7 separate regions of the Mus musculus genome follow, and all the other regions are linked to region 6. The links are chromatin loops, found by intact Hi-C in ENCODE. Cell type or tissue: left cerebral cortex. All regions are shown on one strand. Links, peaks and the distances in the headings refer to the core of each region. The heading gives the core; the rest is flanking DNA.

The links. A loop is a pair of places that touch in the nucleus more often than their neighbours do. Peaks named below come from ENCODE experiments on the same cell type or tissue, not always from the same donor. Only the 100,000 strongest peaks of a DNase experiment are listed, where the experiment ranks them.
Region 1: a loop joins it to region 6, with 9 times the contacts of the local background. A loop is called at or near these places in 8 of 42 quality-filtered maps.
Region 2: a loop joins it to region 6, with 4 times the contacts of the local background. A loop is called at or near these places in 38 of 42 quality-filtered maps.
Region 3: it touches region 6 in a loop (4-fold over the local background); 25 of 42 quality-filtered maps call a loop at or near these places.
Region 4: it touches region 6 in a loop (7-fold over the local background); 3 of 42 quality-filtered maps call a loop at or near these places.
Region 5: it touches region 6 in a loop (2.1-fold over the local background); 3 of 42 quality-filtered maps call a loop at or near these places.
Region 7: a loop joins it to region 6, with 4 times the contacts of the local background. A loop is called at or near these places in 21 of 42 quality-filtered maps.

Annotation. Positions count from the first base shown.
Region 1 is chr1:139,338,804-139,343,229 of GRCm38, reverse strand. The region is part of intron 1 of Crb1 (crumbs family member 1, photoreceptor morphogenesis associated); the gene reads left to right. Among named protein-coding and RNA genes, the nearest start is that of Crb1, 36 kb to the left of the region's middle. In left cerebral cortex, for the core only: a CTCF peak has its summit at 2,577 (motif pointing right); DNase peaks (open chromatin) are centred at 887 and 2,566.
Region 2 is chr1:139,154,550-139,158,975 of GRCm38, reverse strand. The region is part of intron 19 of Dennd1b (DENN/MADD domain containing 1B); the gene reads right to left. Among named protein-coding and RNA genes, the nearest start is that of Gm41960, 11 kb to the left of the region's middle. In left cerebral cortex, for the core only: a CTCF peak has its summit at 2,385 (motif pointing right); a DNase peak (open chromatin) is centred at 2,388.
Region 3 is chr1:139,081,286-139,085,711 of GRCm38, reverse strand. All of the region lies in intron 10 of Dennd1b (DENN/MADD domain containing 1B), which reads right to left. Among named protein-coding and RNA genes, the nearest start is that of Gm41960, 84 kb to the left of the region's middle. In left cerebral cortex, for the core only: a CTCF peak has its summit at 2,151 (motif pointing right); DNase peaks (open chromatin) are centred at 2,105 and 3,238.
Region 4 is chr1:136,943,954-136,948,379 of GRCm38, reverse strand. Nr5a2 (nuclear receptor subfamily 5, group A, member 2) reads left to right here. Exons shown (of 9, transcript NM_030676.3): 4 at 3,303-3,421. Among named protein-coding and RNA genes, the nearest start is that of Nr5a2, 14 kb to the left of the region's middle. In left cerebral cortex, for the core only: no CTCF peak of the experiment used is centred there; DNase peaks (open chromatin) are centred at 781, 1,387, 1,731 and 2,720.
Region 5 is chr1:138,616,204-138,620,629 of GRCm38, reverse strand. Nek7 (NIMA (never in mitosis gene a)-related expressed kinase 7) reads left to right here and starts at 873. Exons shown (of 10, transcript NM_021605.4): 1 at 873-1,078. In left cerebral cortex, for the core only: CTCF peaks have their summits at 395 and 2,467; DNase peaks (open chromatin) are centred at 893, 1,333, 2,491, 3,113 and 1 more place; H3K4me3 peaks cover 3,090 bases; H3K27ac peaks cover 2,417 bases.
Region 6 is chr1:138,838,189-138,842,614 of GRCm38, reverse strand. It overlaps Lhx9 (LIM homeobox protein 9), which reads left to right and starts at 171. Exons shown (of 5, transcript NM_001042577.1): 1 at 171-807; 2 at 2,540-2,742; 3 at 3,917-4,272. The coding sequence starts at 634. In left cerebral cortex, for the core only: no CTCF peak of the experiment used is centred there; DNase peaks (open chromatin) are centred at 946, 1,212, 1,528, 1,888 and 2 more places.
Region 7 is chr1:139,266,028-139,270,453 of GRCm38, reverse strand. All of the region lies in intron 5 of Crb1 (crumbs family member 1, photoreceptor morphogenesis associated), which reads left to right. Among named protein-coding and RNA genes, the nearest start is that of Gm41960, 100 kb to the right of the region's middle. In left cerebral cortex, for the core only: a CTCF peak has its summit at 2,409 (motif pointing right); a DNase peak (open chromatin) is centred at 2,421.

The DNA of each region.
Region 1 (4,426 bases), core at 327-4,326, 500 kb before region 6:
TCACCTTCCTTGAATTTGTTCCTTGAAGTGTGATTTATCAGGCACCAACTATGTAAATTGAATTTCTTTCATTAACAGAGGGGATCCTAAGGTGTTTGGACTTTGGACCTTGCATGGTCAAGCAAATGCTACTGATTAAAAACTCTTTAGTGGCTAAAATTTTTTTCAAGGACCTTCATGTACATCATTAATTCTGTTCTTTGGGATTAAAAACAGCAAGAATACTAATAACATTTTTACTATTAGTAAGATACAAATAATGCTCATTTATGCCAAGCACTGTTAGGGGTTTGATATTATGGAATAGTGCCATTTTTACAGAAATGAAACCTGAGGCATATTAGTATTTTCATGAAAAGCCCCATAGAGGTCAGTAAGTAGCAGAGCCGACATGTAAGTCTACGATTCAAAACCCATTTGGCCACCTGCTGTGCACTTGGCTATTAGTTATCCCTATTAAAAATAAAGAAACTGGGGCACTGTGATGATGACCAGTTTCCTTAGAGTCACAGAGATGGACGTTGGTTGAACCAATATTTCAATCCATCTATCCATATGTCTGTACTCTTCCCATTACATTATATTGGTCTCAGGCTGGTATTTGAGACAATGAACATGTATAGAGATAACGGCATATATGAGAGTGACTGCCTAGCATTTTAGGATGCAGCAGAAATTCAGGGGGAAGGGACTGTCTTCAAAGAACCCATCTACATCTTAGTTCAAGTATTCCATGTGGATTCTGCCACACCGTGGATCAAAGTGAGTGGTTTTCTTCTGCTGATTTGTTCTGCTTCATTTTACCAAAAGAGGTCAAAGTAAGAATTTCATAGCAAGCCTTAAATGAGAATTCAGCTATTTTTACATTCATTCATTATTCAATAGTTTTCTACTCACTACGTACCATGTGCAAGCCATTTGGACTACGTCCTGAATAAAGATGTGGTTCCCTCCTGTACTAACCCCTACCCAGCCCAGCCCAGAATAGAATTTCATTCTCTGCAGAAAGCCAGGCTAAGGAGAATTCAACAAATGTCCTCATTTTCATAAATTAAAATTCTTAGACCTGTTGATGTAGGCTTGACTCTGCTAACATGTTTAAACTTCCCAGTTCATTTTAGCAGCATCTGATTAGTAAATATTTAATCTTCTTTATTAAAAAAAACACCAAATACTGTTCGTTGCCTGCTGTTGGGATAATCACACTTTGGAATCATAAATCCTGTGTTTATCTCCTCTTTAGGTGTGGTTAAATGTGAGATAAAATTAAAATAGAAAGCACTGCCTAGTCGTGTTTCCAAAGTTATTCTACAGCAAGCCCAGAGCATCCCTTAGAAATGAGTTTTCTAAATCCTTGGCACATGTCCCACTACTCTGAGAATGAATGAATAAACAAACAAACAAACAAACAAACCTGGGAAACGTTCATGCCTCTGAGCGATGAACCCAAATAAGTGTGCATACACTGCAGGGAGAGTAGGGGAGGGTGTTTAGTTTGGCTAAATATGGACACATTACAATTGCTATTTTTGACCCAGATATGATACTTGGGAGTTCATCCATCCATCCTTTCCATCTTTCTAGTGGCACAGAGTGAATCTGATGCTTCAGTTCAGTAGCAATAAAAATGAATGACAGACATGATTAGAGTTTTGTGGAGAGAATTGGGTTAGTAAATCCTGATAAAAACTGAGAAATTAATAATAACAGAATAATTAAATGGAGAAAGCTTTTTTTTGCTTTTTTAAATGAGTATTTGTGATTACTTCTTTACATATGAGTAGTATGTAGTAATTATAGCTGTCCATGTACATGTGCATACCTGGCATAGAGAAACATTGTTAAGGAACCTTGGCTTGGGTGATTCATACTTAGGAAAGTTCCGTGTGTATTAGGATAAACAGGTACTGAGGACAACATGAGACACACCAGTGTCCTCAGTACAGTTAGTTAGGTTATTATTACAACGTCATTACATGTTATTTTCAGAGGCAAGCATTTAAATAAACACTTAAATTTATAGTTTAGAGTTAAAGATATGTTTTTGCAAAAATGAAAGCTGTTAAGAGCAGACATTTTCTAATCTATTGCACTCCTTATCTTGCCTGGTTCCCACCCAGCCCAGGTCCTTCATGGGAAGGATGTATCTACCACACTGCTTAGTGCTCTCACAGCCTCTATATGGAAAGGTATACCTGAGCCTACCATTTTATGAATACAATCCCTGCCGTGGGAATTAACACTTTATAGTGAACAATAATGTTAATTTTGTATTACACTGATAAATTTTGTTAGGAATTCAAAACCTAGAAATTCAAAAAAGATCATATATATGTGTTGACACACACACAGGGAGGGAAAAGGAGGAGGGGGGAGGGAGGAAGAGAGGGAGGGTGGGGCGGAGGGAGGGAGGGAGGGAGGGAGGGAGGGAGGGAGGGAGGAAGGAAGAAAGGGAGGGAGGGAGGGAGGGAGGGAGGGAGGGAGGGAGGGAGGGAGGGAGGGAGGGAAAGTTTAAAGCTCTGTAAGGAAAATCTTATGACTGCCAGTAGATGGCGAACTTTACTGCAAGGAGAAGGTGCTGTAGTGTCTGACTTGTTCTGAACATTAAACACCCAGTGAAATTTCACACTCTCAGTTAGAAAGCTCATATGAAAACCAAATCTTCCATGCCTATTTTTCCTGGGACCTAAATCCCAATAATAAATTTAAGTCTTATTCTATTAATGATAAAATTAATATTTAATTCTAAAGCATAATAATTATTAAAACCACTTTCTTTTTCATTGAGAGAATGTAGTGTGCCAGGTATAACACATGTGACTTTTTTTCCTGGCATTTTGAAAATGTTGGAATGGCCATGATCCTTAAGTCATGGCCACCCATCATGTGTTTGTGCCTCTGTTCTGTTTTCCCTAGCTGCTTATTTAATTATTTAATCAGTTTTTTTCATCCCATGCCTAGCATTTTGGCAGTGAAGACAGAAAGAGTCTGAGTCCAGGGCCTGTCTAGGTTAGATCATGTCAAACAACATTTAGTAAATTGAAGTTATTTTATAAATTTGAAAAGTGGAACTTTCATTCTGACAGATAATTTGGTCTCATCAGTCAGCGCACATATGCTGAATTGTACCTAAGAGAAGGCCTGTTAGCATCTAGGCACACGTTCACAAATTCACAGATATGACCTTCACTATGTCAAAGACCATGTCAATGGCACCAGGAAGGTGTGAGACTTGTACAAATACTACAAGCACTTAAAAATATACAGAGAAACAGAACAATGGAAGACAGGGGATGGATTTAAATACACCTGGCTTGCTTTGCAAACACTTTATTAAATTTGTCTTCAGTAATCCTCTCCAAATCCCTAGGGTCCTGATGAAGCACACACCTACCTGCTTCTCACGCCCGAGGTGCACATACCAGGAAAAGCTCCCCGAAGTGCTTTCTAACAAATTTGTTTTCATTTATTTCCTAAATGTTTATTTCATCTTTAGGTACTGACATAAAATATTGATATCCTAGCTAGGTGTGGTTGTACACACCTTTAATCCCAGCACTCAAGAAGCAGAGGCAGGTGGATCTCTGTGAGTTTGAGGCCAGCCTCAAACTAGCAAGTTCCTGGACAGCCAGGGCTGTGTAGGGAGACCTTGTCACAAAACTAAACTAAACTAAATTAAATTAGACTAAACTAAACTAAACTAAACTAAGCAAAACATTGTCATCCTACTGTGGCAAAAATTGAGTTAATTATTTAGCAGGTTACACACACACACACACACACACGCACACACACACACACACAGAGAGAGACCTCTATTACTCCCAATATCTGTTACAGTTTATATTATTTTATAGTAAAGGATTATTCTCCTACATGAGAGCTTTATTTTCTCTTTTATTTGTGTACTGATTTCACTTACCGACCTACCCTGACTTCATTTTCTTTTTTGTGCAGCTTTTAGTGTTCTCCAAAATTAACAGCAGTAAAAATTGCTTTGGGTTTTAGAGTTGGTGTGTTTCTTTGCTGTCCCCCTACACAGAACTCCACATTTTTCTTCTCTGACATATCCCTCTTGAGGCTACACTTTTCGCTCTGCTTAATGCTGATACTGGTGGCACATCTGGGGTTCTGGGATTTCTCTTTTAGTAAAACCTGCTTGTCGTTATCTTGTTAGATTACTGACAAGCTTCCTAGGATAAACAACTTCTTTCTTGGTTTCGTTGCCATTTTCATTCATGGTCCCCTAAAATCTTTAAAATGGAGGGAAAAAGTAAGCACACAAATGTTTTCCTCTCTTTAAATTGAATAAGTAGTACAGCTAGGCATATAATTCTGATTTATAACTGAGTTCCTTTTGAATGTGTGTGTGTGTGTTGTGTATCTGTGTGTGCATGACAGAGTCTTACTACATACTACAGGCTGG
Region 2 (4,426 bases), core at 143-4,142, 320 kb before region 6:
GCCATTATAAAAGAAAATACATGTTTATTTATAGATGCAAATATTAATACACTCTATATATAAAGTCTGGAATTCAATTAAGAATTTTGAGACATTAATGAATAGATAATGCATGAGGAAATGAATCATAGCAAAAAATGGAAAATTTAAAAACGAACCAAGTGGAACTCATAGAAAACAAAACAAACCATCCTGATACAGTAGATGAAAATCAGTTCCAGACCTCATTAGCAGATTCAGCACCGATCTGAGACAGGTCAAAAGACATGGCCATAACTGAATAAAACACACAGAGAAAAGAAAGCAAAGCAAGTGAAATGAAGAACATTAACAAGAAAGTAGGGTGCAGAGCACCCAAAAGCAGAGCCTTGCCAGCAGCAGCGCGTGCAGTGCATTCTGTTTCCATAGAGGAGACTCTCTGGCTCCCCAGAACTACTCCTCTCCTCTCTCCTCTCCTCTCCTCTCCTCTCCCCTCCCCCTCCCCCTCCCCCTCCCCCTCCCCCTCTCCTCTCCTCTCCTCTCCTCTCCTCTCCTCTCCTTCCCTCCCTCCCTCCCTCCCTCCCTCGGTCTCCCCTCTCTCTTTCTCTCCACCTCCCCACCCCCATGTATAGTGGATTGTTACTGTAAATAAAATGGGCAACTATTACCTCACTGTGAAACTGACTGTAGAGAGCTCTGGAAGCACCATGTGGAAGAGGCCTCCGCGGAGGCGGGCACTTTACCATCACCTTACAGCCCCGGAGGCTGTGGTTTAGGAGTGATGTTTATGTTCCCAAACCATCCACAGGGCAGAGCTGCTATTCTGGTCTGTGTTCATCATATTATAAAAACGCAGATATTTCTGTTCCTTCCTATTAAATGACAAGGCTGATGGGCAGAGAATGAATATAGATGTCTTCCTGTATTTGTAAATCATGGTGCTTAAGAACTTAAAAGGAAGCAAGTTATCTTCAAAGCTAAATTAGCGGGACTAACACTTCTTGAGGTTCCGAGGAGACACATGGTCTCCAAAGCCAGGAAGTAGCTTACCCTGATGGTCAGATAGTTAAACGGGACTCTCCTTGATGATACATCCACTCTGTCCAAATCAAAGCACCAGTGCCGTAACAGATGCTCATTTCAATTTGCTTTTAATCTATTCTAGTTTTCTTTCTTTCTTTCTTTCTTTCTTTCTTTCTTTCTTTCTTTTTTAAACTTTAAAAAAAAATCATTCAGTTGACAAATAGAATGCAGGAAATCAGAAGTGATCCCTGGTTTGGCAAAATACTCATCCCAGAAACAGTACTTTAGGGTCCACTCTTGCTTGTTGTCCAGAGACTATGAGCAGCTGGCAATGGCAATACCCAGGAGGCTGTCTCTAAGACACAACAACTGGCATAAGACGTCTCAACTCAGAGGATGCACACTTACCCACATGGGCACTTGCAACAAACATGGCTTCAAGCTGGACATTGGGAAGCCAGGTTTTAAGGGCTGTTCATTTGCTGGGTGACACCAACTGTGATTTAAATCCCACTACCCCTTAGGTCTTTAACATTTGAAAACACAAATTTGACCAGTGGTTTTACAGCTTTTCAGTGTAAGAAATTATTAGTCAACACAAAAACAATATGATTAAGTATTAAATACCTCAGTGAAGAAGAATAAATAAGTGATCCTTTGAGAAATGGCAAAGATCCTGAATTTATAGTGGGACTAGCTACTGTGCACTAATGGCTTTTCCCACCACCAATACCAGCAACTGATCTCTGACAAACTTCAAAGCAGAGCCACACAGGGGGTAAATGCAAAGCAAAACCAAACCAAACCAAACCAAGCCAAGCCAGACAGGAGAAAGCATCATTTCCTTATCCTAAGATTCTTGAGAGAAAATAAGAACTTGTATACAGAAATTGGGTATTTTTATACAGAAATTGGGTATTTTTGGAATAGAGAATTGTTGTTAATTTGATCAGAACTCTGAAAGACTGAATAGGAAGGGGGGAAAAAAAACCATAAAAAGTTAAAGGACAGAAAACAGAGGGAAAAATCTGTTTCCATGTTTCTATATAAAGTCTAAAATGGAAATATTCATTAACCAGATTTACTAAATGGAAAAAATGAGTATATTTTGTCTTTGTTTCAAGATTTTTATAATAGTTATTTATGGAAAATGAATTTAAAGAGTAAAATTCTAACATTAAAGTGTTAAACTTTAAAATTTTTAAAAATTATATATGACATATTTACACAAATATGACCATTTTCCATTATGCTTTGTAATATACTAAGCATTGTTCTGCAAAGTTAAATTGAAGTTAAAGCCCAGTTTCTGAAGGGTGGCTTGAATGCTTCCTTCTGCGCCTGGCACTACAAATTGACTTCTAAGGAAAGTTCCACAGAATGTCCACTAGAGGGCATGCTTGCAATCCAGAACCCACTTTCTTTTTGAAACAATTTTAACTACAACCAAATACGAAATGTTTGAAAGAAATAGTGTTCCATCGGAGAAGGTGACTTCTTTCTAATTATCAATACTGTATTTCACCAGAAAATCAACTGTATAAGTTACTGCCATTAGAATAAATTATGTTAAATCCAATATGAAGAGCCCCTAAAATCCGCGTTGCTATAATGTGCTTTTATTTAGGCAATACTTCTTATGGTCATGTTCCCTTAACGTATTTCAAAAAGTTTTATCCTTTAAAGTGTTTTAAAACATTTCCCTATTACTTCAACTAGCAATTGACCTTCATAGTACCTTCAATATTGAGCCAAAATAAACAGAAAATCAAAACTGGTTCTTAGAGTTATTTGTCTTCATGAGTCCTGCTCAGAAGGAAGGAAACCATTCCTGGTTCTGGACTTGGCCACCTCCCCAGTGCCAGTGAAGACATCAATCTTGAAGGAGCTACAATCACCTCACTAAACCAGCACAAACTCTACATCTTAAATCTCTCTCCTTATACCAAAGATACGTCTAGTCCTCGCCCCTCATCAAGGAAACTTCTCTTTGCAACAGATGAAAAATGTTACAGAAAACCACTACAGATCCACTGTGGAGTCAGGTTCCAATGGAATACATCTACAGAATAATATTAAAATAATAATAATATCCAGCACCTAAGGCTCAGGGACATTGTAGGGCAGAGGGCAGAGCATGAGGTTCAGGGAGCTTACTACGAGATAGATGTGTCTCCTCATAATATCAGAAGCTACAACTAACTGAGCAAGGACAACAACAGACATGTCTGATGTGGACAGGAGGAACACACCAATGACAACAGGCTACTACAAATGCTGACGGGGAGAGACAGGCTTCTCCAGTGAAAAGTACTGGCTGGGTATGGATACCAAGTGGTCAGCCCTGAAAACATACATGTAGTAATAATGTATAGGCTGAGGAGACTGTACTCAGGAGAACATGTAGATATGTATGGACACTTAGTGAAGACAGACACCACAAAGCTGAGGGAAAACAGGTTCGGGTACGTGGAAAGGCTTGGTGGGAATGCTATAATTTCCAACAATAAAAGTAATAATTATATGTCTTATGTAAAACTTATTTAACAAAACCAAGTAGTCTTAATATTTACCTGCCAAATTTCTCCTCTAACCCATGACAACACAATTATTTTTCTTGATTTGTTGCTTATAATTACTTTTTTCTTGTGACGAAGTAAGTGGCTTCTCCCTTCAGAATCATGCTAGGTAACTTAGGCTGACTTTGAACTTGTGACATTCTTTTTTTTTTTTCTTTCCATTTTTTATTAGGTATTTTCCTCATTTACATTTCCAATGCTATACCAAAAGTCCCCCATACCCATCCACCCACACTCCCCTACCCGCCCACTCCCCCTTTTTGGCCCTGGCGTTCCCCTGTACTGGGGCATATAAAGTTTGCGTGTCCAATGGGCCTCTCTTTCCAGTGATGGCCGACTAGGCCATCTTTTGATACATATGCAGCTAGAGTCAAGAGCTCCGGGGTACTGGTTAGTTCATAATGTTGTTCCACCTATAGGGTTGCAGATCCCTTTAGCTCCTTGGGTACTTTCTCTAGCTCCTCCATTGGGAGCCCTGTGATCCATCCATTAGCTGACTATGAGCATCCACTTCTGTGTTTGCTAGGCCCCGGCATAGTCTCACAAGAGACAGCTACATCTGGGTCCTTTCGATAAAATCTTGCTAGTGTATGCAATGGTGTCAGCGTTTGGATGCTGATTATGGGGTGGATCTCTACAAGTGGCAACTATACCAACTTTTTACACTTCCTATGTCTCAACAAGAAGTGCTGCCATTTATTATAGTTATAGTTTACTTCAGAGTCCACTAACTCTTATAAATAAAATTTTGGCATTAATATGTTACCATAAATTATACACAATTTCATATGAGTTTCTTGCTTTTCTTATAAGCTACATCATATAATCATATCTAAGTTTTGTAT
Region 3 (4,426 bases), core at 208-4,207, 240 kb before region 6:
ATACATTTAAGAATGGTTTATATCAAAGTCTCTAAAACCCTTATTTTTAAGTCAAAAGTTCTATATCTAAATAACATTTTATTTAAGAAGACTATCAGGGTGTAGGTCAAAGGTACTGGATGCAAATACATTCTAAATGACTGTCAGAAGTATCTCCATTTCCCTTACACACATCTCTCCGTCAGTGACCTATGATGTCACGGGCACTCAGGCATAGGCTTTATCACTGTGTTCTCCCTGCTCTAGAGCAGCGAGGAAGACACTGTCAGCCCCTCTGTGCCCTTGTCCTTGTGCACCTTCACATTCATTTGACTTTCGTTGTTATTGATAGAATAGTTTAAATAAAAAACGTTAAGTCTAATAATGACTTTGAATTAACTATTTCAGGTCATAACTTCAGAACCATACAAGATCCAGGCACCAGGAAAGAAACTTGGATGCCGTGAGAAACAATGACACACTTCCTCCTGGGTCTTACACTCCAGCAGAAAATACAGATGCTACGTCATTTTAACATGCTATCATACAAACTAGGGAAATGTTAGAAATCATTGTTAGGAAATAGAAGATGCAATGTATTCATCTTGAAATTTCAAATTATCAAAAAGAAAACCATGAGTGCAGACGGATGTCCATAGAAATAATAAATAATATGAGAACAAATAACTTTTTAAAAACACACTTTTGAGAACTCTTTTATAGGTATCTCTGATCTTTAGCCTTTTGCACTAACACAAATCCTGCTTCTCAAAGGCTCTTCTAATGCTCTGAGCATCACTGTTAGGACACAGAAAAGCCCAGTCTCCTCTGCACCTTGCTGCAGAGAAGCAGTAACAGCTGATGTTACCAGACAGCCTTGCCATTGCGACCTCTCAAGTCATCTCAGAATGTTCAAAGGTCAGTTAAGAGTGACTGAACAGTAATCTATATATCCAAGATCCCAGAAACTCGGAGCCATGTAACTTCTCATTACTGTGTACACGCAAAATTTCACTACTACGCTAGTAATTCACATTGCCTGTCGCTTTTGCTTAGCGTAGCTCAGAGACAAGTGGGATCACTGAGCATCGCTGTATAGTTTATTTTTTTCTCACTAGTTTTTAGCAAAATCCAAAACATACAGATGCTTGAATACACTGCAGTATAATTTTCTAAAATCGTAAATGACAGAATGCAGTTTTGATAGAGCCAAATGGATTGGTGTTTCTTTCTCACTCGATGGTACATATCCTACCGTGGCACAAGCCAGCTCTCCTGGACAGTCACTTTGCAGTCCTAGCTGGCCATCCTACTTTGATGAGGGCTTTGGTGAATCAGGAGGGCCCAGTGCTGACCCAGATGCTCTATTGTGCACATGTAAGGCTGTCTCAGGGCCTGCTGTCTGTCTGGGAAACTATTTAAAAAAGACAGTGCAGACAGCACAAAACTAATTCTTCTTTGTGGTTGAACTTTACTCAAAATCACTTTTTTCCTTTCTAAGTTTACTCATAAAGAAGTTGCCCTGACACATACTATTGCAGCAATCACGTAGTCTAAAAGAATTTTTAAAAATTTTTTTTCTTCAAAGCTAAATTTGAATATTTGAAAGAAATAATCAGGGAAGCCAACTAAATGACCAACTTAAGTACCAACTGAACAGATAAGAATTTATTATAATCCTGGTGGTCTACAGCCACACTTCTTCTGATATACTTCACAGTTTTTAAGTATCTGACAATAAATGTGCCATATTGAAGTACTGTTGTTTTGCTTAAGAAGAAAACACAAATGATGTCACTTCCTCCCAAGAGCATTTCTCAACATAGCAAGAGTGCTGTCACTACTGCTCCAGATGCCACCTTTGTCTCTTTTGTGTGACTCTGCTAGAGTTATAGGACTATTCTATACTTGGATGTGTACAGAGAGCTGCATACATAGCTACGTACATATATTTTCTAATTCCAGTGAATGAACAAGTAAAGAAGCTTATTCATTGCATTACAGATTCACAGCTTGCCAAGTAGGTGGTCTTTAAATGTTGGATGGGTGAGTGGGTGAGTTGGTGGGAGGATAGATGGATGAATAGATGGATAGACCAACAATGTAGTAAAACCGTCAAAGGAACAAGATGTGATATTCATCTATGGTCACAAGAGGGCATTATGGTCCTCCAAAGTCTAGGGCGCATCACCAATACCTGGTGCAAACAGAAATATATTTTATGGATCCACAACTATTTCAAGATTTGCAATATCCCAATCATTCTGAAAAGTTAACCAAGATACATGTACTCAGAAAATGTGGCCCCATTTGGAACTTGGTGTGAGTTATTTGCTCAATGACCTTGAGACCCATGAGAATATTTTTTTCTTCCTTCAGCATATATCAGTATAATCCTAATATCAATGATATAAATAGAGAATCATTTTCCTAGGAAACTGCTCAATCTACCATATTTTCTGATAAGAGAAGGAAATTACATAGATGAATAGATGAAAGCTGAAACTCTCATATGACTTTAAGGCTCAGAAAGTTTCAAGTAAGACCCTGTATGGACACTACTCTCTCCTCTGAACTAAGGAGTACCTGTCCTGGATGCTCTGAGGATTGGACCACAGTCCTAAGAGGACTATTTCTAAGCATTAGAAGCAAGCAAGCAAGTAACAGGCGAGAAGGGGAGGAGCTTCTCTACTTAGAGTAGAAGCAGCAGGAAAGACTTGACGGCTGCATCAGAATCAAGAAAGAGTGTTGGAAAGAATGTGTGCATGGTTGAGTACTTTTAAATTAACTTGTAGAAAATTTAAATTTAAATTACATGACAGAGAATTGACCTGAAAGGTGTGTTATCAAAGGCAGCCAGAACACGTTACCAAGAAAAAAAAAAAATTATGATGCCACAAATATTGCAAAAATTCTATCATTGGTTCTCAAAATGATTTTAACTGTATAAAACTTTTAGGAAAGAGATTTTTAAATGTTTAGTTCTAGAATGTTGTATATAAAAATCTACTGTCTATGTCAAAATGAAAAAACTACATTCTCTGAATGAGAAAAAAAGATTTTAAGTGTGTTGGTCAAAGGAAAACTCTAAAATGAATAACAGAAAAGCTTACTCATTGATCTGGCTTTCTACTTAAGATTTGTGTGTGTTACACTTCACAATATAATTAAATTACATCCTGTAGTTTCCAAAACTATTTTTCCTTTCAAGTTCCCCAAGGAAAGAGCTGCAGGAGTGAGTCACTGCCTACCTACTTCACAGCATGGGCAGCACTACTCCTCCACTCTGGAGATACACAGTACAGCAGTGCAATCAGTCGGGACAAGTACATGCACTGTTCTGAAGACGGCTAGTCACAGAAACTTAATACAACACCTACCATGCCTGTGTAGAAAGATGGTCTATTTAAATAATCACAATCCTTAAATACCTTTAAATAATATTTTTCTTGAAAAATTTTAAGTAACTACCATCAATTCCAAAGAACTTTGATTTTTACCAATATTGGCTTTTAGATATGAGGAAACCATCAATAACAAATGATTTCTCTTCTCCTCCCATCTTTCTCTCCCCTGCCTTGTGTGTGTGTGTGTGTGTATGTGTGTGTATGTGCGTGTGTGTGTGTGTGTGTGTGAATCATGCATGTATACAAATGCATCATTTGGAGAAAGAAATCCCAACCAATTTATTTAAAATTAAGCTCTGCATGCAGGTGTTTATAGGACGAAAACAATTCTTTCTCCATCAATACCAAAACTATTGCACTGAATTCTAGCTCTTCTGTAGCTTCACCAAATACAGTCGAAACTTCTGCTCCGAAGTCTACTCCTTGTCTAGCCTTACAATATACAAGCCTTGCTATATTCCAGTCTGAGAGAACAAGGAGGCCATTGGACATTGTTCTAGTGTCAACTGGCCTAACTGAAATCAAGATTACTGAGCGCACTGGGAGCCGTTTCTAAAGCCGGCCAGTTCTCACAGTTACTCTCATACTTTACACACTGTTTTCATGGTTGCTTTAGGCTGAAACTTTGCCTTATACCAGACTCGGAAAATCCTTGTCTTAGAAGCCAGCTCTTTGACTATACTCTGTTTTTAGGGTGCTTCTAAAGAAAGATGTGAAGGACAAGGCTGCCACTGGTAAAGGTATGAAAGCTAACCCCGATAGAGCAAATGGGATTATGGGTAGATTAGAACCCTTGTGAAATCTTTGTGCCACAATATAAAATTATATTTCTTAGTTACACATCGTTTTTTTTTTTTCTACATAACTATTGAAGAAATTTGCAAAATTTAAAGAACTATGCTTGCCAAATCTAAATTTTTACCTTTGGGGGAAAATGCTCTGATACATACTAAAGTACTCATTAAATCAAGTTTCTGTGGTTTCTTTAATCTATACTGACCAAATCTAACGGTTTTTTTCCCAATGGTGAACTCTGGCAA
Region 4 (4,426 bases), core at 316-4,315, 1.9 Mb after region 6:
TCTAGGTGGTTCGAGCTTTTACTCACATGCTCCCGTGTGGAGGGGAAAAGACTGAGTAGAGAAAAATCACAGGAAGGTGATTGGTGTTGTTAGTGGTGTTCGATTACACCAGCACCCCCAAAAGCCTTGCCAGATCCGGCAGTCTTTTAAGGCAACTCAAAACTGCTGGCATAACTAAACACCAATCACCCCAACTCTATTCCCGTCTAGTATCGTGCCGAATGAGGAGCTGGGGTGCTCAGGGTTAGCTTGTTATCCTTTCGGTCTCAGAGCCGAGAGTGTGGATATTCCATTTGTGTCCCTATTCTTGATTGGTAACATCAGAAAAAGACCAAATCTCATCTCCTGTATTTTTTACACTCTAAACTCTTCAGAACTTTATCTTAGCAACGGGCCAAGGTGAAAAAAATGTTAGGAAAAGTTTTTCTATCTTCACCCCTATCGGAGTTTCTGGATACTGAGGCCAGCCGGCTTGTGATCCCCTTAAAGCTTCCTGCCAGCCGTTTTTGCACGAACTTGAAAGGGTCAGAGAAGTGTTGAGAACAGAGCTCTTGGACTCAATGGTAGGCTGTGCGCTCTGGCCGGGAAACCCAAGATCGCCTTAGGCTCAGGGAAGGGGACAGCAGACGTGCGGGTGGGGTCAGATATCCTGGGTGATCTTGGGGTCTTTCCAAGTCTTTGGGTAGGGTTGTAGAAATTCCCTTGGCCTCAGTCCTTAGACTAACTTTGTGTGTCTGCTACTGAGGAAGCCTTGTTGGCTTGAAGAGATACACCTGGGATTCCTGATAAGTGCCCCAGGCCTGCTTCCTGAGCTCTGGGCTCTGGCCTCTGGCTCCGCTAAGTTTCCTCCCGGCAGAAGGACCAGCTTTTTGCTACTTCCTGCCCCATGCAGGCTTTTAGGGTGGCGGGATCCGGGGCAAAAAAGCGCAGTGGAGCGAAACACGGCGTACTGAGGACTGGAGAGAAATAACCTGGTAACATTTTCTTTGTAAAATTTAGAGGGCCCTTTCTGGCCTCCTGTCCCCCAAGCCAAGACACTAGCTTGCCTTATTGCTGGGGGGCTAGCAGATATGACCCTTCTTTGCACTGGGCTCTAAAGCAGCGTGGGAAAAAGCCTGGCGCGGCTTTGCGGTAGTTTGCAGCAAGGACAGTGCGCGCCTGCCTGCCGGCCGCCGTTGGGTCCCTTACCAGGGACACACTCATACTTTGACGGGTGCTGGAACCCAGAAAGAAAATTCGTTACTGGATTCTCAGGCAGCGCGAAGCATCCAACTTCAAGGGGATTAACGGAGGACCTAGCTTTACAAGACCCAGTTGTTCCCTCACTTTTCCCAGGGGCACAGGGATTTCCAAACCATGGTGGATTTGGTTCTCTGAACTCTTAATTTAGGTGACCCAGGTGCCCTGTGGGTAAACAAACAAACAAAAAAATTCTCAGGGTTCCCAGATGCACCTCTCCCCACTTAGACTCCGAATTTTACCGGAAGATGGGCTTCCGTCTTTCCTTCTATATGGAATCTCTGAGAAGGGCACGGAGAATGTAAGTGATTGCCAATCTGATACTCTTAAATGTGAAGTTAGAGATTACTTTTGGGGGGAGACAGGGAGACAGAAGAGAACACACAACTAGTAAAGTACAGCCCCTCTCAGCCCAGAAACATACCTGGAAACAGAAGTCAGAGTTTTCAGAGTTCCGTAAACTCCCCCAACCCCAAGCTTTTCTTTTCCCAAACCCTCAGGTCCTGATTCTTTAGAGTGTCTCAGCTTCTCTCTAACAGTTGGGGTAAGAGCTGGCTTCGCAGGAGAGAGGCGCGCTCAGCATCCCTTATTTCTGAGTTACTGAGCCCCGGGAATGCCTTTCTTTGCTGGTGCCTCTACCCGAGATCTTTGCAAACTGTTGCTCTCCCGGACCAACTTATGCTACAGCCCAGGGCTCTGTGTCGGGGAACAGACACTTCCTTAAGACAGAAATAAATGAACTTCATTTTAAAAGAATAAAGATACCACCTAGTAATAAAGAGGCATAGTACTTTGGCTCTGGGGTAGGGGCAGTTTCTCCATTTTCTTTTTAGTAAACAAATCTGAGGAAACTTCTGCCAGGCTGTGGGTACCCCTCCCCCGCCCCGCCCCTTGCAATGCCACTGATTAACTTAAAGCAAACTCTCTTTGGAGTTTGTGCGTCTTTGGGTAGCAAAGGGTTGAGCAAGGGGGCCGGAGCCGGGTGCACAAAGGGTTTGAAGAGGGTGCGGGGAGTCCCGGTAGTGGCTGGTTGTACAGATCTGCCCCTTGCCTAGATGCTGGCCCATCCCTGCTCTGCCTCCTGAACTGGGTTTTCAGTCTCATCTGGTAGTGCCTAGGGGTCTGTGGGCCACTAACTAACCTTTCTGTGCACAGTTTATCTTTTTGGCTGCAAAGACTAGGGCGTTAATGTCCCTAGTCATAGGGAGTCAGGATACCATGGTCTGATTTTTGTTCCTCCCGCAATCTCGGAGGTGTTTATACTTTGCAACGCTTCTCCTTATTGAAGCTTGTGAAGTTCATTACAAACAAAGCTCTAGAACTCTGCTAAACCCTCCTGTTTCTTTTCCTTGCTTGTTTCTGCCCCGCTTCCGGGTGTCCTCTCCTCTTCCTTGTTTTTATTTTCACAGGGCATTTTCAAACGTGAGGAGATGAAAGTGGTCAGAACAGACCTACAGTCAATGCGGAACTGAATGTTTTGATTAATCTAACAGACTTGAACCCTGAGAGCCACAGGCTGTTGTTAAAGTTGCTTCTGAGAAGCAAGTTTCTGCAGCTTCATTGCTCTGCAAAAGCGACAATGCGCAAATTAGCATTGCTAAGCCTAGCAAAGGGAGGTGTACTTACATACAGCAAGTCACTGTAGGAGTGTGCCAGTCCCTTACAGCCTCCAAATTTTGCCCCATTCATTAGGCAAAGGCGACATTTGAGAACAGTAGAGAGAGGTTTAAAAGACATTTGAGGTTAACATTTGTATGGTTCATGTTTCCTTTCTGATCTGTTGGTTTTTGGTTAACAGTGGTCACTTTAAAATGTTAACCAAAAAAAAAAAAGTTGGAAACTGAAAAATAATAAAGCACATGTTTATTGATGCACAAAGATGCTCTCCTCATGTTTAAAAGTACTCCTCTTCAATACCACTTGAGTAAACATTATTTTATATTTTATCTGATATCTGGCCACCAACCACATCAGCAATGCTTTTCAGTGCAGCAGCATTAAAACCTATATTGGGAAATTAATAGGGCATGTGTTCATGTTTCTCTTTTTTTTTTTTATTTCAGTGTCTCAATTTAAAATGGTGAATTACTCCTATGATGAAGATCTGGAAGAGCTATGTCCTGTGTGTGGCGATAAAGTGTCTGGGTACCATTACGGTCTCCTCACGTGCGAAAGCTGCAAGGTTTGCCTTTTCTGTGCTACCTAAAAAAGATAGAACGGTTTGACCAAACCCATGGAAACTCTTCAAAGTTAAACCTGTTTGTTTCTTTCTTTCTTTTTTCAACTGGAAAGAGTGGGGTGGGGTGAGGTGGGGGAAGTGTCATAGAGCGACTAGGACTTACAGTATGTCTGATTTAGTTCCAAAGGCAGGTAGGTGCCTATGCTGTAGAAAACTGTCAGACTGGTGGCTTTAAAGTAGTTTATTGTGGTGCGGTGCTGTATCTATAGGGGGACATTCTAACAGTCCTAAATATTGATTTTGCTTGACTTATATATATTTAAAGCATCCTTGTTAAAAGGAAACAGGACAGAGTACAACCCAAGTGTGTTTTAATTTGAGAGGAATCTGTGCTGCAAGTTGGAACATTTTTCTTTAGTCCAGAAGACATGAAGGTCTGATTTCCCAACTGCATGATTTCATCCTGATGGATTCTGAAAATAATTTTAAAAGATTTTTTTTTAATCAAGGTATCAAGAAACCAGATTTTAGTTTCTAATTGAACAATTTTTATTAGTGTATCATATGACTTATTTAAAAGCAGGAGGAATTTGAGTATGTTTAATGTCTCTTATTGTTAATAATCTTGTCAAGACCATAAGCATTTGTCAGAGGTTTTATATTTTTTTAAATAGTCCCCATGAATTCAATTTCCTCTAATCTTTCCCCAACATCTTCTTTAAAGTAGAGACTCAATGCATTTATTTAAACCTTTGCTAGGAAATCCCGCTTTGTTTTCCATAACAAATTAAGGTTGTTTTTGTGTGCTCGCTCAAATAAGCAAGGATACCATCTTAGTAGAGAGTAGAGGAGTTCCTCATTCAAAAGCCAGACACCAGGCCTGACCAGCCCCTTAAGTGTAAACAGGCACAGGCTATGCTGCGGTCCAGCTTCGTGGCTTATGCTCACACACACATCCCTGCCTATGTGTGTGTCTTTTCCATTAGTTGGATTTTCAAACACAGCTAC
Region 5 (4,426 bases), core at 176-4,175, 220 kb after region 6:
TAATTATATTTCACATACTTGCATTCGTGTGTGTGTCACATTGCAGTACGGATGTCAGAAAACAATTTGTGGGTCCTGGGAATCAAACTCCTGAGTCATCTTGCTGGCCCAAACTTTCTAAATCTTGCTTCTATTGTTTTAATCCATTTGAGCTATAATACCGCTTTTTCTTGTTGTTGTTTTTTGGCTCTATTCCCTTGGCAGGGGAACGAAACCAGAAAAAGGCCTACTGATATCAAATGGTTAAGATCTGTGCTCAAGCACGCTGTTGTATGTCATCGTCTGTTTCTAAGGAGAGGCGTTAAGGCTGACTTCCAAGAAAGACCACGATAAGTTAAGCGACTGGCCACTGAATGATTAGCATCTAGGTATGACAGACTCTACACTGCCTCCTAGCTGTTCGCTCCATTCGTTCAAATCTGGTTAGTGGAACAGTAGGAATCAAAGCTTTGCTTTTGAAAAGCTCCATGTACTAGGGAGAGACCCATATTGCAAATATGTGACGTGTAAACGAATTTATCTAATGTAATATTTTTGTAATGCCACTTTGTGAGTGTGCCTGTATCCCAAAGATTCTGCATACCTACCAACTAGTTCAACTTTCGGAAGGGTCCTGAAAAGCTTTCTTAAAACTGGGACGCTAAAGTCTAGATTTGCTTAGCCAGACTCCGGGAAAACTCTCGTTTGCCTGCACTGACACCATGTAGAGGCAGCTTAAACTACTTGGTAAGTGGGATCAAAAAACTCCGATCTGGAGGCAGGGGTCGACCGCCGTAAGCGAGGCACACCCCAGTTCTCGGGAAAGTGGTAGCGTGGGCTCCGGAGCAGGGTGCGGGCGCGGGGAGGGGCCTGCGGCGGCCCGCCCTCTCCTCGGGGATGCCGGGATGTTTACCCTCCTGACAGCCGCGGCCGCCGGAGGAGGAGCGGAGCCGGGAGGATGGGCCGCCGCTAACCTCGCAGTGGGAAGCGCGGGCCGAGCAGGGTGGGAGCCGGCGCCTGCAGTGGCGCGGGGAGAGGCGATCGGCCCCGGATCCCGCAGCCCTGCAGCCCGCGTAGACCGAGCTGCCCCGGCGCCCCGGTGAGTATGTACGGCCCGGCCGGGTGGGGCCGGTGCGGGGAGCGGGCGGGCCGCGTGGGGCCTCGGGCTCTCGTGCCTCCGAGGACCGCCCGGGACGCCTGCAACTGGCGGAGCGTGGTGCAGGCCGCTGGCTGCAGGAGCTCAGAGTCCGGGCGCTTCGACCCCAGGAAGCTCCACGACGGTGGTGGTGGCGGCAACAGGTCTCCGGGCTCCGACAGGAGGAACTCCAGCGAAGACCCGCCTCCGGGCTGAGCTCATTGGTCACCTTGGCTATTTACAGCTCGAGGATTGGCTCAACCGATTCGGCTGCAGCCCAGTTTAGAAAAGTGAAGTTCACGGACCGGGGAGTCAGTCGAGCGTGAGTGGTGGGGTAGTCAGGTCGAGGTCCGATTGAAACCGATCCAGGGCTGGGATGCAGCAAAGTATGAGCTGAGTCCCAGTGGGGCGAAGGTGAAGTTAGGCCGTGGAAGATGCTGCTAAGCAATGTCGATAGCCTCCGCCTGGTGCTAGAGGCCTTGGAAGACCCACAAGAGATACATTTATTGACTCACATACTATACTCGAATAGCCTAAGTCTTTGCCCGCGCTAAACACTAAGAATATATTTACTTTAAAGTAAGATATGTTTTGTGCCCTTTACAATTCTGGTGATGGAACTGAATATAGCAAAAACAATCTAGAGATGTAAAGGACTTTTTTTTCTTTTTGAGATTACTAACTTTAAAGGTTGTAATTGGATTCAATGCCCGCAGTTTATAGAGCATTATTAGGACCACTCTTTAGTTTCTCCTCCAAGGAATCTGCAGTTCCCGGGAGGAACTGACGTTCATGACGGTGTGCTTTGATAGAGTTGCTTTACAGAATAATGTTCCGAATAAGCTTATTATAAATCTGTTCTCTTCTAGACGATGGGATGTTGATGTGATCCAAGAAAGGTTTAGTACTCATACTCAAAAATTTATAGTTTGGGACAACCGGACAAACTCTGAAAATGATGAATAAAAGATAAAGCCTGCAGTGCTTTGTAGCATTTCTCACTAGTATTCATGGCTGCAGTATTTCGTGATGGCCAGTGCACTTTATTGAACTAACATGCAACCTAAGCAGTTATTTCATCTTCACAGCTATCTGCCACCACTCCGAGAGACCCGGACCATAATTTGCTTTACATCCCAAACCGTTGCATCTTCTGCTTCGGCTGGCGAGGGGTAGGGGCGTGTGGAGGGAAACTTTACTTCTTAGAGGGTCAGAAAAATGGATGATGAGAGGAGGGCCTTTGGAGAAAGTGCAGAAGGGACAGACTCTGGGGCGGAGTGGAGGGGAATCTGGACCCAGTGACCATGCAGTCCTCAGATTCCACAGTAAGGTGGGAGTCCCCGCCCTTGAGGGCACTGACAGCCATTGCAGCCAGTGAACGGCGAGGACACCCGGCCCCAGCTCAGGAGGGCGGGTACTTCCTACCGCTGCCCTGAGCTAGGCGAGGGAGGCCAAGTTTGTCTGAGGATGTGGGCCGGTGGAAAGAAGGGTTGAGAGGCTCAGTCTTGTGAAATTACTGCATTAAAAAATAGAGGGAGGGAGCTCTGGTTTTCTTTGAGCCCTGTGCTGACTTTCAAGATTCGGGCTCAGGTTGAAGTCACCGCTTCCACCGAAACCATAGGAGATAAGAAACGAACCTGGTCAGCAAATTAAATATAGTCCGTGACTGACTGGGGCTTTTGCCCGAGATCGCCTGAAACTGAAAACCAAGAACTACCAGAAGAAATCTCATTAGACACATTTATGGCAGCTTGGCAATTTTAATACGGTTAAGACAATCATTAGCTTAAATTGACAAGACTGCATTTTCAGACAAACAGACCTATTTTGTAATTTGAAGTTTATCTGGATAATACCTGTCTCCCGCCATTCCTTTCCCACAAACACTTTCTTCGCTGGACACTTAGTTTCTCTCCAGCCTAGTAAAACAGAAGAAATCATCTGTTCCGGTGGCCGAACTCGTGGAGGAGGGGAGCAGAGGCTGCGGACATGTCTTTCCTTACTAAATTAAAATCCAGCATTCCCGTTTCCAACACGCTGAAGTGCAGAGCAATTACACTCCGGAAAGACAAGTACTGCCAGGACTCCCCTCTCAGTCCCAGGCTTCTGGTGACTGCAGTTGGTGGCTCTCAGCCCTGGCTGACTACAAACATTAAGTATTGAGCATTTGCTAAAACTAAAATAAAGTAAAATTCCAGTGAAATTTTTTTAAAGTCAATTTTATTATTATAAGAATTTTTAGGGTAGCTGTTCTCATTTTCACCTTTTCTTTTCAAATATTTGATTAGTGTGTGGGCAGACCTTTTACTTTACAAGCTAAACCACAGTGCAGTAGCAAACTTACTTTAGTTCAGAAGGTGTGTGGAATTTATAGTTTAGAACTGTATGACATGGTGGTTTATTATTTACTCCGAATTGCTTTATTTGTAATTCTACAAATACTGCAACGTTTTTCAAAGAACCACCTCTTTATACTTTTGAAGTTGTTCCATTTTAATTCTTCCTCCTACAATTTATTTGTGGAGATTATAGCTGATATAACATTGGTTATATAATTGTACCCAAGTATATGCATTTGTGGTACATAATTTTACAATTTACAATTTACAGTTAAAACATTTTCTTTTTCTTGACATAGGGTTTTACTTTGCAGTCTATGCTGGCCTGGAACTTACTTTGTATCCAGTTCAGGTTGGCTTTGAACTCATGGTATACTCAACTTCCCAAGGGCTGAGATTATAGACATAAGTTACTGTCCTTGGCTTAGAATTTCTAAACTGATATAGCTGCAAAACTTCTAAACTACTGATTTGTCATTTTCCAGCTGAAAGTTTGATTATCTCTGTGGTGTTATATATCTCTCAGAATATTTCTTTTCCTTTTAAAGAAAGCAGCTTTATCGTTTATGGCTTCATGGTGAGGGGTGGGAATGGGGACAGAATCTAAGATGCTAAGGAACATCCTTTGCTCTTTTGGTCAGGATAAATGATTTTTTTGAGCCTTTATTAAAATAAAATCACTCCGTCATCCTGTGTGTCTGCTGACCTAATAGGATGAGTTTTAATGGAATCAGTGGCACAGTGTACAAATGAGGAAAACTTACTGGCTTATAAACATGTACAGCTGTCTGTTTTATATGACTTAGTGGAAGTAGTCTTTGTTGTATGTTGCCACAGCTCTTGTGTGGAGGAGCTACTTTTAAACTCCAGGCTGCTTATGTACAGATAGGTTCACAAACTCTAGACAGTCTCATAGTAAGTATTTTTGGCTTTGTGGGCTGTGTTGTCTCCTGGAGCTCCTGCTTTTATAGCC
Region 6 (4,426 bases), core at 125-4,124:
ATGTTTGTCCCTGCTTGCCCATCACCAGGGGGTTGAGAGGAGGTATGACAGGTCTTTGTTGTCTGAATAAAAATCCGTGGCAGCTCCAGGGAGAGGACTCCTCCTACTAAATTATCAAAAATGGGCTGGCTTTAGTCTCTTAACAAATTGGACACAGCTCCGGCTGGAGCAGTCCCCAACGCAACCTACAGGCACTGGGAACTTGCAGGCAGCCGGGGACCGCTGAATCTAGCACTTCGTTCTCTTTCTTTGTGTTCAAAACTATTTTTCTTTCTTCCTTAGATTTTGTTTTCCTCCCCCCCACTTCAACCCCCCTCGGCAGTTGTTTTCCATTAGTAACTCGATCTCTCGCTGCAGTTAGAATCGCCTGCTTTTCCCTCCGTCCGCGTTTGTTTGTTTTCTGCACATCTCCTTCTGGAAAACCCTGGATATCCCCCCCCCCCGCCCCCTTCCCCGTCGTTCTTTTGCCTCGGTCTTTTCCCTCTCAAGTAGAGCTATTTCTACTCTGTCGTTTTCTTCTTTCCTCTCTTGTCCCTGTTCCCCAACGCGTCTCTACGCTTCTGCATCGCGCAGCCCTGTGCGGTCGCTTTTGCTTCTTCACTCGAATGAACTGAGAGCCCCAGGCGTGTGTTTATGGAAATAGTGGGGTGCCGAGCCGAAAACAATTCGTGTCCTTTCCGCCCCCCAGCCATGCTCTTCCACGGAATCTCCGGAGGCCACATCCAAGGTATCATGGAGGAGATGGAGCGCAGATCCAAGACTGAGGCCCGTCTGACCAAAGGCACTCAGCTCAACGGCCGCGACGCGGTAAGGACCAGTCCGGGCGCGGCGCCCGGGAAACAGCGAGTCTCCCGGTCCGCCCAGGTTGGGGATGGCGGGTCCCGGGGACTTTTGCCTAGGGATGTTCGCAAGGTTTTCACGAGAGGCGTGCTTGCTAGGCAAGGTTCCCTTTCCGAATCGAGGTGTCTAAGATGTTGTAGTCCTGAGCTCTCCAGTCTTTGTATAGCAGCTGATCCCGAGCCGACAGGGCAGCGGGCCTTGGAAGGAGCGGGCGTGCTCCCTGCCAACCACAAACTCCAGTCTCCCGCGACCTGGCCGCCAGGCCGGATCCGCCCGCCCCCAGGGCAAGCCTTGGTGCAGTTAATAGGGGGACTACTTACCGGCCTGGCGTCCTTGCCCTGGGATAGAAGACAAGACCTTCAGAGTAGACCTCAACGTTCTGGTCCTTTTCCCATTCTTCGGAGCTCAGCACCCGAAACCAGAGATTGTTAGGGGCTCTGCAGGACAGTTCAGCTGCTCTGGTCGTCACAAAAATTGCGTTTCTCTTCCTTATGGGACCAGTGTATTGGATAGTGGGAAATCAAATCAAATAAAATGCGAAGGAGCGGGTCCCTAGTCTAAAAGCAAGAACATGAGCGCTACAACCTCAAGAGATGGAATCTACTATTGCGGTTCCTATTCGTAACAGCAGTTATTATGTCTTCGTGAAAATACTAGTAACCTAAACATGTCCCCCTTCCACGCACCAAAGGGGGAAAAAACTACAGAAGTCTGCGGAGATGATTCCGGGCAAAGAGTGCTTTGTAGACCCTCTGTATAACAGCAAGGACTGTAGCTCAAACTGACCCGAGAGGGCTCTAGACAAGAACAGCGAGGTTTTGGGATAATAGTCCACTGTCGCTATTTGTATAATTAATTCAGTGAGAATCCAATATCTGAGTAAAGGACGAAATTTATCCTTCCCATGCCCACCAGAATGTAATAAGGGAAGCCCGGACTGTTTCTGCTAGTCTGAGGAAAGGGTCCAGCGGTGAACTTTTTACTTGTAATGGCTACTTTATTTTAAAAGCGGCAACCACATCCCAACTGTGTTTCTCAGAATAAGTTTTACCGCCTTAGCTAGCCTCATTTGGGAACTAGGTCTTAGTTTGGGAATCAAAAATTCAAGATAATTATCTGTGCTGTTTGTGCTGGCTAGAGAAAAGAGCGAGTGTACGGAAAAGAATGGATGGGGCTCTTCTTTCAGGACAGGCACTTCACTTTCTCACCAAGGATAGGGCTAGGGCGACGGCCTTAACAGCAAGAGCTGTTAGGTATGTCCGAATCACAACGACGGCCAAATTATTCTGCCTATATAAATTAAAAAAAAAGGAATTATAGTATTGTCTGTGTATAAAAGATTCACGTACTTCAGAATTCTAGTTCTCAATAACAGTTTGTTATTTTATTTTGTGTATTATTTGAAAGTTACACATTTTTAGCCTTAGTTATTCTCCTTCTGGACCGCCCATCAAAACATCCTGTAGGCTCTCAGCAAGCTCAAGATGTTGAGATTTTTTTTTAGGGTCACAAGGCTAGGAGGATCAGGATGCTAGGAAGGGGAACAGAATGTTGAAAATGGGGGGAAGTTGCAAATGTTTCTGTGGCCCTTGTAATGGTGTGCTGTTTTGCGCTGGGGTTGCCGTTCTGCCAGGACGTCCCGGGTTGTGCGGCAACGCCCCGAACCCACCCTCAGCCTTGCCTTGTGCTTGTTTCACAGGGTATGCCCCCTCTCAGCCCGGAGAAGCCTGCTCTGTGCGCCGGCTGCGGGGGCAAGATCTCCGACAGGTACTATCTGCTGGCCGTAGACAAACAGTGGCATCTTAGGTGCCTGAAGTGCTGTGAATGTAAGCTGGCTCTGGAATCTGAGCTCACCTGCTTTGCCAAGGACGGTAGCATTTACTGCAAGGAGGATTATTACAGGTACTGCCCCCACCCCCAGCCCCTTCACACACTCCTCTGACCCAATTCACCAGATAGAACCACTGCGATAGAGCCACTGCGAGAATCCGGAGTCCCTTCTCTGTCCCTTTTTTTTTTTTGGCTCGGTCAGAGTACAGGTGTGTGTGTGTGTGTGTGTGTGTGTGTGTGTGTTGTTTTTCGTAAATGAGGGAAATTGCCTTAAAACTGTGTATACTCCATTGGTGAGGATGGGCGAGAAGGATCCCAGGGTGTAATGAGTTTTATCAGGGTTCTCAGCTCTTCACAGCATCCTCCGGAAAAATCAGGGAGAAGAGGAAATGGACAGGTATCAGGTGAAGGAGACAATATTTTGTTGTTGTTGTTGTTGTGTTTTGTGGTCCCCCTCAATATGAATTGGCCAGCTCCCCCACTTTTGGCCCAGAAAGCAGCAGCCAGGTGGGTGACAATGGTCCTGTAAATGCCTATGAAAAAGTCACAGAGGCCACTGTTCCAGAAATGGCTAGTCAGAACCAGATTGAAGGAAACAAAACAACAAAACAAAACAAAACAACAACAACAAAAAACCAACCAACCCATCAACCAAACAACCAACCAAGTAAACAAAAAAGCAGAGCAAAGGAAAACAAAAGGAAACAAACAATAAAGAAGAAACAAACATCATCAACAACAAAACAATCGAACAAACCCGACAAAACAAAAATCCCAGCAGGTTGGGAAATGTTTGCGTCTGTGGACATTATCTAGCTCCTGTCTAAGCAGAAGCAGGAGATAAAGGGATAGCTTTTTCTTTGTGGAATTACCGTTCTTTTTCTGGGATGCCAGGCACACTCAATACATGAAAGAGTGGCACTATTTTGTCATCATTAAGATCAGCCTTTTTCATTTGGCATTACAATTTAATATTCTTTCAATAGCGCCGTGAATTGGCCAGTTCGTTTGTTTGCTTAAAAAAAAAAATACACTGAAGCTTAGTTCCTGGTTCTTCGCACTTTAATATACGGATTCACTAGGACCAGAGGAGGTCACCGAGCAAGTAAAGCTGATATCCAAAGAGGTCCTCAGCCAGAACTCCCTAGCTAGTCTTTGGCCCCTGTAGACTAAGCCCTGGTACTGCGAATGGGAGTTGGGTCCTCTTTGTACCAACTGGCTCCCTGATTCTCCTGTTTGCTTCCAGAAGGTTCTCTGTGCAGAGATGTGCCCGCTGCCACCTTGGCATTTCCGCCTCTGAGATGGTCATGCGCGCCCGAGACTCTGTCTACCATCTGAGCTGCTTCACTTGTTCCACTTGCAACAAGACCTTGACCACGGGCGACCATTTCGGGATGAAGGACAGCCTGGTGTACTGCCGCGCACACTTCGAGACCCTCTTGCAAGGGGAATATCCACCTCAGCTGAGCTACACGGAGCTGGCGGCCAAGAGCGGCGGCTTGGCTTTGCCTTACTTCAATGGCACTGGCACCGTGCAGAAGGGGCGGCCCCGGAAGCGGAAGAGCCCAGCTCTGGGAGTGGACATCGTGAATTACAACTCAGGTGGGCCCCTACCTTTACCCACTCCGACAGCTCAGATCTCACACTGCTGGAGGAGGATTTAGCAGGACTTGGTGCTGTTCCAACACCAAGTCACCAAGACAGTGCTTTGCCTAACAGGACCCTGTTCTCACCACACCTCTCTCAGTCTGAGGAA
Region 7 (4,426 bases), core at 226-4,225, 430 kb before region 6:
CCCCTCACCTCCCAGTGCGCCCTGATGCAGATCCCTCCCCCATTCCACTTTCATCTTTTCCTTTGCAAAGAGGGAGCTCCCCTCTGCGTGTTAGCCCCCAACACTACACGCACACACACACACACACACACACACACACACACACACACACCCCGCACATTAAGTCACTGAAGGACTAAGCACATCCTCTTCCACTGAGGCCAAACAAGAGGGACCTTTACGGGATCCACAGGCAGGCAGGCAATAGACTCAGGGACGGTCGGTCCCTGCTCTAGTTGTTGGGGACCCACATGAAGACCAAGCTGCTCATCTGCTACGTATGTGCAGGGGTCCTAGGTCCAGCTCGTGCTTGTCTTTGCTTGGTGATTCAGTCTCTGGGAACCCCCCAAGGGTCCAGATTAGTTAACTCTGAAGGTCTTCCTGTGCAGTCTCTGTCCCCTTCAGGTCCTTCAATCCTTCCCCCAACTTTTCCACAAGACTCCCGGAGCTCCATCTAATGTTTGGCTGTGGGTCTCTGCCTCTCTTTCCCTTGGCTGCTGGGTGGGGCCTCTCAGAGGACAGTTATGCTGAGTTCCTGAATGTAAGCATAACATAATATCATTAATAGTGTCAGAAATTTGGTTCTTGCCCATGTAATGAGTCTCAATTTGGGCAGTTATTGGTTAGCTATTCCCTCATTCTCTGCTCTGTCTTTGTCTCTTCCCTTCTTGTAGGCAGGACACATTTTGTGTCAAAGGTTTTGTGGGTGATTTACTCTCCAAATCCCTCTATTGGGAGTCCTGTCTGGCTAGAGGAAGTGGGCACTTTCGGATCCATGTCCCCCCACTGCTAGGAGTCTCAGCTAGAGTTGCCCCCAAATACCCTCTGTGGCGCCTACCAATCCCAGTTTCCCACATATCCTAGAGATTCCTCCCTACTCCCAACACTGCTTTCCCTTCTCTCTCCACTGCTTTCCCCACTTCTGATCCAGGCCATCCCTGCTGTGCTCTGCTCTCCATCTTCTCTCCTAACCAGTTCCCTCCTCCCATTGACCTCCAATATCTATTTTTCCCCCTTCTGAAATAGATTCAACCATCCATCTTTGGGCCCTCCTTGTTTTTTGGCTTCCTTGGGTCTATTTGATTATAATATGGTCATCTTGTGTTTTATGGCTAATATTCACTTATACGTGAGTACATACAAAGCGTGTCCTTTGGGGGTTACCTCACTCAGGACGATATTTTCTATTTGCCTGTGAAGTTCATATCCTTGTTTTTAATGGCTGAGTAGTGTTCCATTTAGTAAATGAACCACATTTTATTTATCCATTCTTCAGTTGAGGGACATCTGGGTTATTCTCAGTCTCTGGCTATTATGAACAAGGCTATCATAAGCATAGGTGAGCAAGCAGCCTTGTGGGATGCTGGAGCATCTTTTGGGTATACGCCCGGGAGTGGTATAGCTGGGTCTTGAGGTAGAACTACTTCCAATTTTCTGAGAAACCACAAAATTAATTTCAGAATAGCTGTATAAGTTTGCACTCCCACCAGTAGAAGAGGAGCATTTCCCTTGCTCCACAGCCTCGCCAGCGTGTGCTGTGCCTTGCGTTTTTGATCTTAGCCATTCTGATGGGTGCACAGTAGAATCTCAGAATCATTTTGATTTGCTTTTCTATTTGTAGCCCTAGAGCTTTTTCAGTTGTGGCTCATGGTAAATGTTTAAGCAAGATGAAAGGCATGCAGAGATGGTAAGAATACAGTTTTGGAAAACAAACATCTGAGTTTAAACTCTGACCTTTCTGCCTACCACTCTATATGCTTGATTCGATTATTAATGGGTCTGTAGAATAGAGGTTACTATGCCATTTTTCTTATACTTACTTCTATGTATACATTCTTTATAACAGTGTGTCCCAAAACACTTCAGCTTAAAATGGCAGTTAGTGTCTCTCTCACAGTTTCTGTGGGACTTGGCTTAGCTGTGTTCTCCACCTCACCATGATTTGAGTAGCTGAGATAAAGGAGTAGCCATGACTGTGGGATTCTCTGCAGGTGTCACCAGCAAGTTCCACTTCAAAGCCCTTTGGTGAGTTTGAGGGAATGTTTGAATTCCTTAAGAAATGTTTTCCAAAAAAAGCAATGTGAGAAAAGTCATCAGAGCATATTCTCAGGAGTTGTGGTCTGTGTGGCACAAACACAGATGTGGAGTCTGCTTGCTTTTGTCATGGTTTACTAGTTAGAAACATGTTATTAGTTCCAGTAAATGGGAAAAAAATGGTGAACTGATAAAATTTGTCTACAATGTATGAGTATAAAGTGAATAAAGCAGACGGTTCAGTGAAACTTCTGCTACATAATAAATAAGCAAACGGCTATTGCTATCCAGTAGACTAATTACTAAGCAAGGAATAAAAGCTATGCAGGTAACTAGAATCACCGCTAGATGGCGGTAGATCCTTCGGAGCCTTCTCTTCATAAAGGGTCAAGAGAATTTGAGCATAAGCAAAAAAACATGTTCAGAATGAAGAAATAAACAAAGATATACCCAAAAACATAGCCCCCAAGCACCTGAACCTTTGAAATTTCAGTGTTATCTACAGAGTGTAATCTGCCTTTTTACTCCAAAGCGTGAACCATGAAGACAATAAAACCACTGCCCATTTTCATATACAAGATTTCTTAGCTACACACCCGGCATTCACTTCTTTTCTATCTCAGAGACTAAGAAGCCCTGTGTTTACATTTTACATATAATATACATTATACTATTATATAAAACACAGTAAATATCACTGTTGAAAATGTAGAAACTGCAGAAAGCACAAAGAAAAGTAATACTGTTTTGAGCCCCAGAATTGCAATGTATCTTTCTTCCATTCCTCCCTCCCCGCCCCCCACCCCGTCTTTATTAATTTCTCTCTGCATGCATCTTTCCCATTCCCATACACATGCACATGTTGAAACTGAAAAGCCTCCTGCTTTTATCACATAGCATATTATAACCATTTATTTTTACATCCTCCACACTGTTTTATGAAGTATAATATCTAGTTTGATAAAGCTTGCTGTCTCTTGTGAGACTAGGCCGGAGCCTAGCAAACACATAAGTGGATGCTCACAGTCAGCTATTGGATGGATCACAGGGCTCCCAATGGAGGAGCTAGAGAAAGTATCCAAGGAGCTAAAGAGATCTGTAACCCTGCAGGTGCAACAACATTATGAACTAACCAGTACCCCGGAGCTCTTGACTCTAGCTGCCTATGTATCAAAAGATGGCCTAGTCGGCCATCACTGGAAAGAGAGGCCCATTGGACTTGCAAACTTTATATGCCCCAGTACAGGGGAATGCCAGGGCCAAAAAGTGGGAATGGGTGGGTAGGGGAGTGGGGGGGAGGGCATGGGGGACTTTTGGGCTAGCATTGGAAATGTAATTGAGGAAAATACGTAATTAAAAAAAAAAAAAAAAAGCTTGGAGCGTCTTGATGTCTCATGACCAAGGTGGAATCCACAAAGAACACAGCGAGGGTTCTACCACTTAGCAGATGTATGGACTTGACTGTACCAAGACTCCATTTTCTCATCTTCACATGTGCTTACCTTGTGAGAGGGGCAAAATGATCTAATAATATTCTAATAGGAAAGTGACTCAGCTTTTAATGTTGCAGAAAACCTTTTAATGTTACATTTAGTGTGCAGATAGCTTTTTTCCATGTTAGCAGTTTTATTACACACTTACAAAATTGACCAGCTCTCAGGGTGCACGTAAATGGGATTGCATGTCAGGATAAAGAACCCGTGTTAGGTTCCTGCCCATCATCAGCAAGAACACATTGGAAAGAAACAGATGCCCTCTATCAAGAAGGCTGAGTATTGAGACCACTATTTATTTTGAGAGAATTTCGTTTTCTAGAAATGGGACCAAATTCCATGTCAATGATTCTTAACATCTACTAAAAGGATTACGTTGTTGTTGTTATATGTACTGATATGTGCTATTGTCAAATCTAGTAGCAAATCGTGTTTATAGCTCAGGAATAATCCAACTTTGAGGCATTACCTGTTGCATGTTTGAAAATGGGTTTTCTCATCTTTTATCTTTTTAAATTGTCCTGTTAAATACATATAAGATTTAACTTCTTAGCCAGTAATTGTACCATTCAGTAACGTTAGGCCTGCTCATATTGTATGGCCAATCGTCCAAGATCTTCATCTAGCACAGCTGAGAGTCTGCACATTCCTCCCTTTCCTCATCTCCAGGAAAGCACTATTCTCCTCTGGCTCTGCCAAGTTACTTATGGACCTTATATAGGGGAAATCATATAGTATTTATCATTTGATTGTGTGGCTGCTTTGTTTCTTTTAGCATAATAGCATCAGGATTGATCCATACTGTACTATGTGACAAAATGTCCCTTTTTAAAGATTAATATTAGCTAGAATGCACACAT